2 separate regions of the Homo sapiens genome follow, and region 1 is linked to region 2. A link is an interaction called in ENCODE POLR2A ChIA-PET data of the cell type or tissue named here. Cell type or tissue: CD4-positive, alpha-beta T cell. All regions are shown on one strand. Links, peaks and the distances in the headings refer to the core of each region. The heading gives the core; the rest is flanking DNA.

The links. ChIA-PET counts read pairs that join two places held together with the same protein. Peaks named below come from ENCODE experiments on the same cell type or tissue, not always from the same donor. Only the 100,000 strongest peaks of a DNase experiment are listed, where the experiment ranks them.
Region 1: POLR2A ChIA-PET joins it to region 2 with 10 read pairs; 8 of 35 experiments call an interaction of 5 or more read pairs at or near these places.

The regions. Positions count from the first base shown.
Region 1 is chr12:92,103,624-92,106,544 of GRCh38, forward strand. The region is part of intron 1 of LINC01619 (long intergenic non-protein coding RNA 1619); the gene reads right to left. Among named protein-coding and RNA genes, the nearest start is that of LINC01619, 38 kb to the right of the region's middle. In CD4-positive, alpha-beta T cell, for the core only: no CTCF peak of the experiment used is centred there; no DNase peak of the experiment used is centred there.
Region 2 is chr12:92,029,333-92,032,253 of GRCh38, forward strand. All of the region lies in intron 1 of LINC01619 (long intergenic non-protein coding RNA 1619), which reads right to left. Among named protein-coding and RNA genes, the nearest start is that of LINC01619, 110 kb to the right of the region's middle. In CD4-positive, alpha-beta T cell, for the core only: no CTCF peak of the experiment used is centred there; a DNase peak (open chromatin) is centred at 1,489; H3K4me3 peaks cover 787 bases; H3K27ac peaks cover 2,049 bases.

The sequences.
Region 1 (2,921 bases), core at 213-2,712, 74 kb after region 2:
AATTAAAACATTTCTAATTATCACCATTTCTAATTTTTGTTTGTTTTTCTTTTTCCCCATTTCTATTTTTATCTTATTAAAATTATTTTCATTAAGACCAAAATTTATTTTCATTTAAATCTTCTAATGGCTTGCAGCAAATTGTATTTTTTTGAACAAATCTTTCAGTTAAAACTTTTGCTGCTCTTAGGGAAAAACTAGTATTAGAAAAAAATAGAGGCTGGGTACGGTGGCTCACACCTGTAATCCCAGCACTTTGGGAGGCCAAGGAGGGCAGATCACGAGGTCAGGAGATTGAGACCATCCTGGCTAACACGGTGAAACCCCATCTCTACTAAAACATACAAAAAATTAGCCGGGCATGGTGGCGGGCGCCTGTAGTCCCAGCTACTTGGGAGGCTGAGATGGGAGAATGGCGTGAACCCAGGACATGGAGCTTGCAGTGAGCCGAGATCATGCCACTGCACTCCAGCCTGGGCAACAGAGCAAGACTCCATCCCCCCCCCGCCAAAAAAAAAAAGTAGATTTTTTTTATTTTTATAATCTTAGAGTAGAAAAAAACCTTTCTATCCATAACCCAAAGCCAAAGCCATAAAGGGAGTTTTCTTCTACTACCATTGTTTCTATGAAGTCAAATATTACAGATAAAAATTTGTCAAAAATATTTTATTCTGGATGTAACTAATTAATAATTTATTTTTACCATGTGCACTTGTAAATGTCAACTTTAATTTGTGTTGATTACAGAATAGTAAGGTCAAAAATCCTGTATCTGATTATTACCTTACAGTTTATACACAAATAAATTCCAGGTGGATTAGAAATTGTACAGTACAATAATCCTAAATAACAAAATATTCGAGACAAAATAAAAGCAGATTTTTTTCAAAATAACCTTGGAGTAGAAAAAGCCTTTCTATGCATAACCCAAAAAGCAAAAGCCATAAAGAAAGTTTAACAGCTTTACCCAACCCAGATCAGCTCTCATACTAACATTTTCCAAATTTTCCATGGTGGGGAATATTAGGGCTAAGCGTCAGGGTTTCTTGCTGTAAGAGAGGGTGGAAGTAAGGGGTTAATTAATAACAGATGTAGGTGGGACCACTGGATATTCAAAGATCTTTGGAAATATATGTGAGATTGGGATTCTTAAATTACTTTCAAATATTTTTATCATTACAAATGTAACACATAATCACAATTAAAATTCAAAATAAACCAACAAATTTAGCATAAAGTAAAAGTACTCATGACCCTAGAATCTACTTCGAGATAACTACTATTGACAATTCAATAAGTACCATTCCAGCTTTTTGGGTTTTTTGTTTTGTTGGTTTTTTGTTTGTTTGTTCAGCTTTTTTGTTTGTTTTCTTTTTTACTGAGACAGAGTCTCGCTCTGTCACCCAAGCTGTAGTGCGGTGGCATGATCTCGGCTCACTGCAAACTCCACCTCCTAGATTCAAGCAATTCTCCTGCCTCAGCCTCTCAAGTAGCTGGGATTACAGGTATACACCACTACACACAGCTAATTTTTTGTATTTTTTGTAAAGATGGGATTTCACCATGTTGGCTTGGCTGGTTTTGAACTCCTGACCTCAAATGATCCACCCGCCTTGGCCTCCCAAAGTGCTGGGATTATAGGTGTGAGCCACTGCGCCCAGCCATTGTTCAGCTTTTTACTTGTCCTTACATGCTGGACCACAAACCAGAAGTCCAGGTTTCTTTTAATGCAAATACAAAACACTCTTAGATACTTTCTCACATACACCTAATGTTTTTTAATAGGGTCTTATTAGACAGAATTGATCTATCTGGTTTCATTGATTGAAATACTATCTGCACATGTCTGGGCACTCTTCAGTAAGCAAAGGAAAGAAGCAATGTAGACACTGATTAGTAAGTAGAGATTACTGCTACACCAGTACTTTTAGAACCTTTTTTTAAACTTTCTTCTCTTTGATATAAAAGAAATACATGTTTCCCTTAGAAGACATAGAAAAGTACGAAGAGAAAAACAGTCACCCACAATCCACTACACAGAGCCACTGCTGTTAACTTTTGACGAAGAAAGATTCCATACTTAATAGATGCAGAATAGCTGTGGCCAACAATCTTGCAAAAGCTGGAGTTCAAAAAGAAGGTCCCAGCACCGTAAGATACAGTGGAGTCAGTAGAAAGTCATACGACCACACTCCCAGTAACCTCTGATAAATAGGATGAAGAGGAAGTAAAAAAGTGGTCAGCAACTTCTTTTGAGAAATATGCTGTTGAAATTAACAAAGGCAGAGAGCTAAGGGCAGAAAACCGGGCACCTGCTTGGGGATGGACAGATTCATTTCCGTTGGCTCAGACAAGCTTGCAACCTTGGGCTGCCAACCCAACACTGTGGATTGGCAGAGGGAGTCTGGAATGTGAAAATATCTTAATAAGAAGTTTTATCAGATCCCCTCCTTTCCCCTCAAATTTGCACTCAGGGTGCACAGACATCCCTGGAACATTTTAAACCTGAAGTATTTGTTTGAAGGTCTGCATAGGATTTGACTGTGGAGAGGCCAAGTACAGAAAGGAAGCTTTAGAAAGAACTTCAAAAATTCGTTCCATTTTAAACTAAAAAGAGGGGAAAGTGTAGAGGAAATGGTAGCACTGACAACGTTTTTCAGACAAAGGTGATGGAAACCTTGGGATTATGGACAGTTTCTCACCCATCTCAACTTATCCTCAGACTTCAGAAATGGTCAAAAAGGATGGTTTAAGCCAGGCAAAAAGCTCAAAGCAGGGATGGAACTTTTTCTGCAAAGGGCCAGCGAATATTTACTCTTCGGGCTGTGAAGCAACTCCTCATCTCCACAGCTGTTGCACAAAAGTGGTCGTAGAGAATGCACAAATGACTTGGGGTTCCAATAATGCTTCACCCCTGGACA
Region 2 (2,921 bases), core at 299-2,798:
GAGTCAATGGGCATGTGATGTGCTCTCTTAGGTGTAAAAGGGAGACTACACTACCACCTACATACATGTTGCATTGAAATATCTGACTTAGATTTCCTCTGTTTCACATCTCTGTTTGGAAGGAATGGGGTTTTAACACACATCTCTGATTGCTGACCATGATGATTACCATAAAAATGGTGAGCATTATGGCCAGATGGAAATGAGATATGTTGATTAACTTGAATGAAGCAAAGTGGGCTTTGCCACTCTCTGTTCTTTTAACAACCCAGTCTTTAAAATCCATGCAGACGAACATCCCAGGAATCCTTTTCATCTTATATTGGGCTTTCCTATATGATGCCTCAATGCTCCTTACATTGGCTCAGCCTTGGCATATCCTTCTAATTGTCACCTTCCATTCCCTACCCACTGCTCCTAGTTGAAGACTGGCCTGCCCTGGAGTCATGTCTACACATCCTAATGAATGCGTGGCAAAAGTTGCTAATTTGATTGATTAATTTATCCAGCCCAATGAGGCAAGACAAGAGTAGTGACTCCCTGGTTAATTATAGTATGAATAACCTGTGTAAAATTATAGATGGACAGGCCTTATTCTTATGTGTTTCTTTTCAACCGGTCTGGGTTTGACAAAGGATCTCACTGTTCTTATTAAAGCAGTTTCATTATTCCAATGCTAAGGCAAGTTTTGGAACTGCCCAGTGAGAAGCAGAGTCACAGGACATACCTTATGCTCTCTAACAAATGCCATCCAAAAAACAGACACCACTGTTGTCCATCTCCTGGATGACAAAGCAGACACTTTGCAACACAGCAGAGGAGGCAGAAGGGAAACAGCTTCCTTTGCTGGTGACCAGCAGAAGCCACCCCTATTCCACTTATGCCTTTATAATCTCCAAATGCAATGGAATAATTTTGCATCAGGTTCCTGACCACAGAAATGAAACTTTTTTTCTTATTACATTTGTGTGTTTGTGATAGATGTGATTACTAAACACAGGTTTATTCGGAAGTTAACATATCTGTTGCACAAAAAGCCACTTCTCCAGCTCTTACTGAAGGGGTCATTGAGAAGTCAGAAATTCCAGTTCCTAAAAAGCTGGATGACTTTACTAATGCTGTCTTTTCTCAGTATCAGGCTTTATTACACCTTTTCCCAGAAGCCACTCTTCGTTTCCTAACTCTATCACAGCAGGGTTCAACAGAGTAGCTTTCTCCTATGCTAAACAAATGATTTTTTGAGATTTCTTTTCCACTCACTAAGCTTCCAGTACTATCTAAGTTTGCCAAATATCTCAAAGGAATTAAAGATCTAATTTAAGAGAAGATGGCAAGTGCCTTCTCAAAGAAACCGGGAGTACCCATCCTTAATGGTAAGAGTGACAAAGGAGGAAGCAGCAGTGGCCCATTTCCTCAGCCTCACTGAGCAGCATCTATGAAAAATGAGCTCAGCTGTTAACAGCCCGGGAGGGACTGCTATCTACCACATCACAGTCAGTTGAGAAGAACAGGATGTTCTGAGTACAGCATGAACCTCAAAGCTAGAGTCAAAAACCATATTTCCCAGGCAAGTGTTTACCTTTGTCTTCAATCTTCAAGAGAGAACGTTTCTGTTCTATGAAGAGTTAAGAAAACCCTGCCTGAGAAAGGAGCAGTGCAGAACTGATACACCTCTTTATTTTCACCTTATTAATGAAAAGAAAGCTCACTCTGGGTTGATAACAACATACCAATATAGGAAGAGTGCCAAAGTAACCCTGGCACTCTTCCTATATTCTTTTTTTTTATTATTGTATTTTAAGTTCTGGGATACCTGTGCAGAATGTGCAGGTTTGTTACATAGGTATACAAGTGCCGTGGTGGTTTGTTGCACCCATCAACCTGCCATCTACATTAGGTATTTCTCCTAATGCTATCCCTCCCCTGGAACCCCCACCCAATGTCAGGCCCCAGTGTGTGATGTTCCCCTCCCTGTGTCCATGTGTTCTCATTGTTCAACTCCCAATTATGAGTGAGAACATGCAGTGTTTGGTTTTCTGTTCCTGTATTAGTTGGCTGAGAATGATGGTTTCCAGCTTCATCCATGTCCCTGCAAAGGACATGAACTCATCCTTTTTGTGGCTACATAGTATTCCATGGTGTATATGTGCCACATTTTCTTTATCCAGTCTATCATTGATGGGCATTTGGGTTGGTTCCAAGTCTTTGCTATTGTGAATAGTGCTGCAATAAACATACGTGTGCATGTGTCTTTATAGTAGAATGATTTATAATCCTTTGGGTATATACCCAGTAATGGGATAGCTGTGTCAAATGGTATTTCTGGTTCTAGGTCCTTGAGGAATCATCATACTGTCTTCCACAATGGTTGAACAGGCACCCTACAGAATGGGAGAAAATTTTTGCAATCTATCCATCTGACAAAGAGCTAATATCCAAAATCTACAAGGAATTTAAACAGATTTACAAGAGAAAAACAAACAACCCCATCAAAAAGCAGGCGAAGGATATGAACAGACACATCTCAAAGGAGGACATTTATGTGGCCAATAAACCTATGAAAAAAAGCTCATCATCACTGGTCATTAGAGAAATGTAAATCAAAACCACAATTAGATACCATTTCACGCCAGTTATAATGGTGATCATTAAAAAATCAGGAAACAACAGATGCTGGAGAAGATGTGGAGAAATAGGAATGCTTTTACACTGTTGGTGGGAGTGTGCATTAGTTCTTCCTTGATTCTTAAAGGAACCATGCTTAATCTCCAGGTCTACTTGTTTACAGCTGAAGTGAGCCCCCAAGCAGTTATAGATTAAATTAGTTTGCATCAGGTAAATTGGTTTCCACCAAACTGAATGAAGGCACAGAAGCTGGTTGGGATTCTTCTGTTAAACATTGTCTAGTCTCGGAAAGCAAA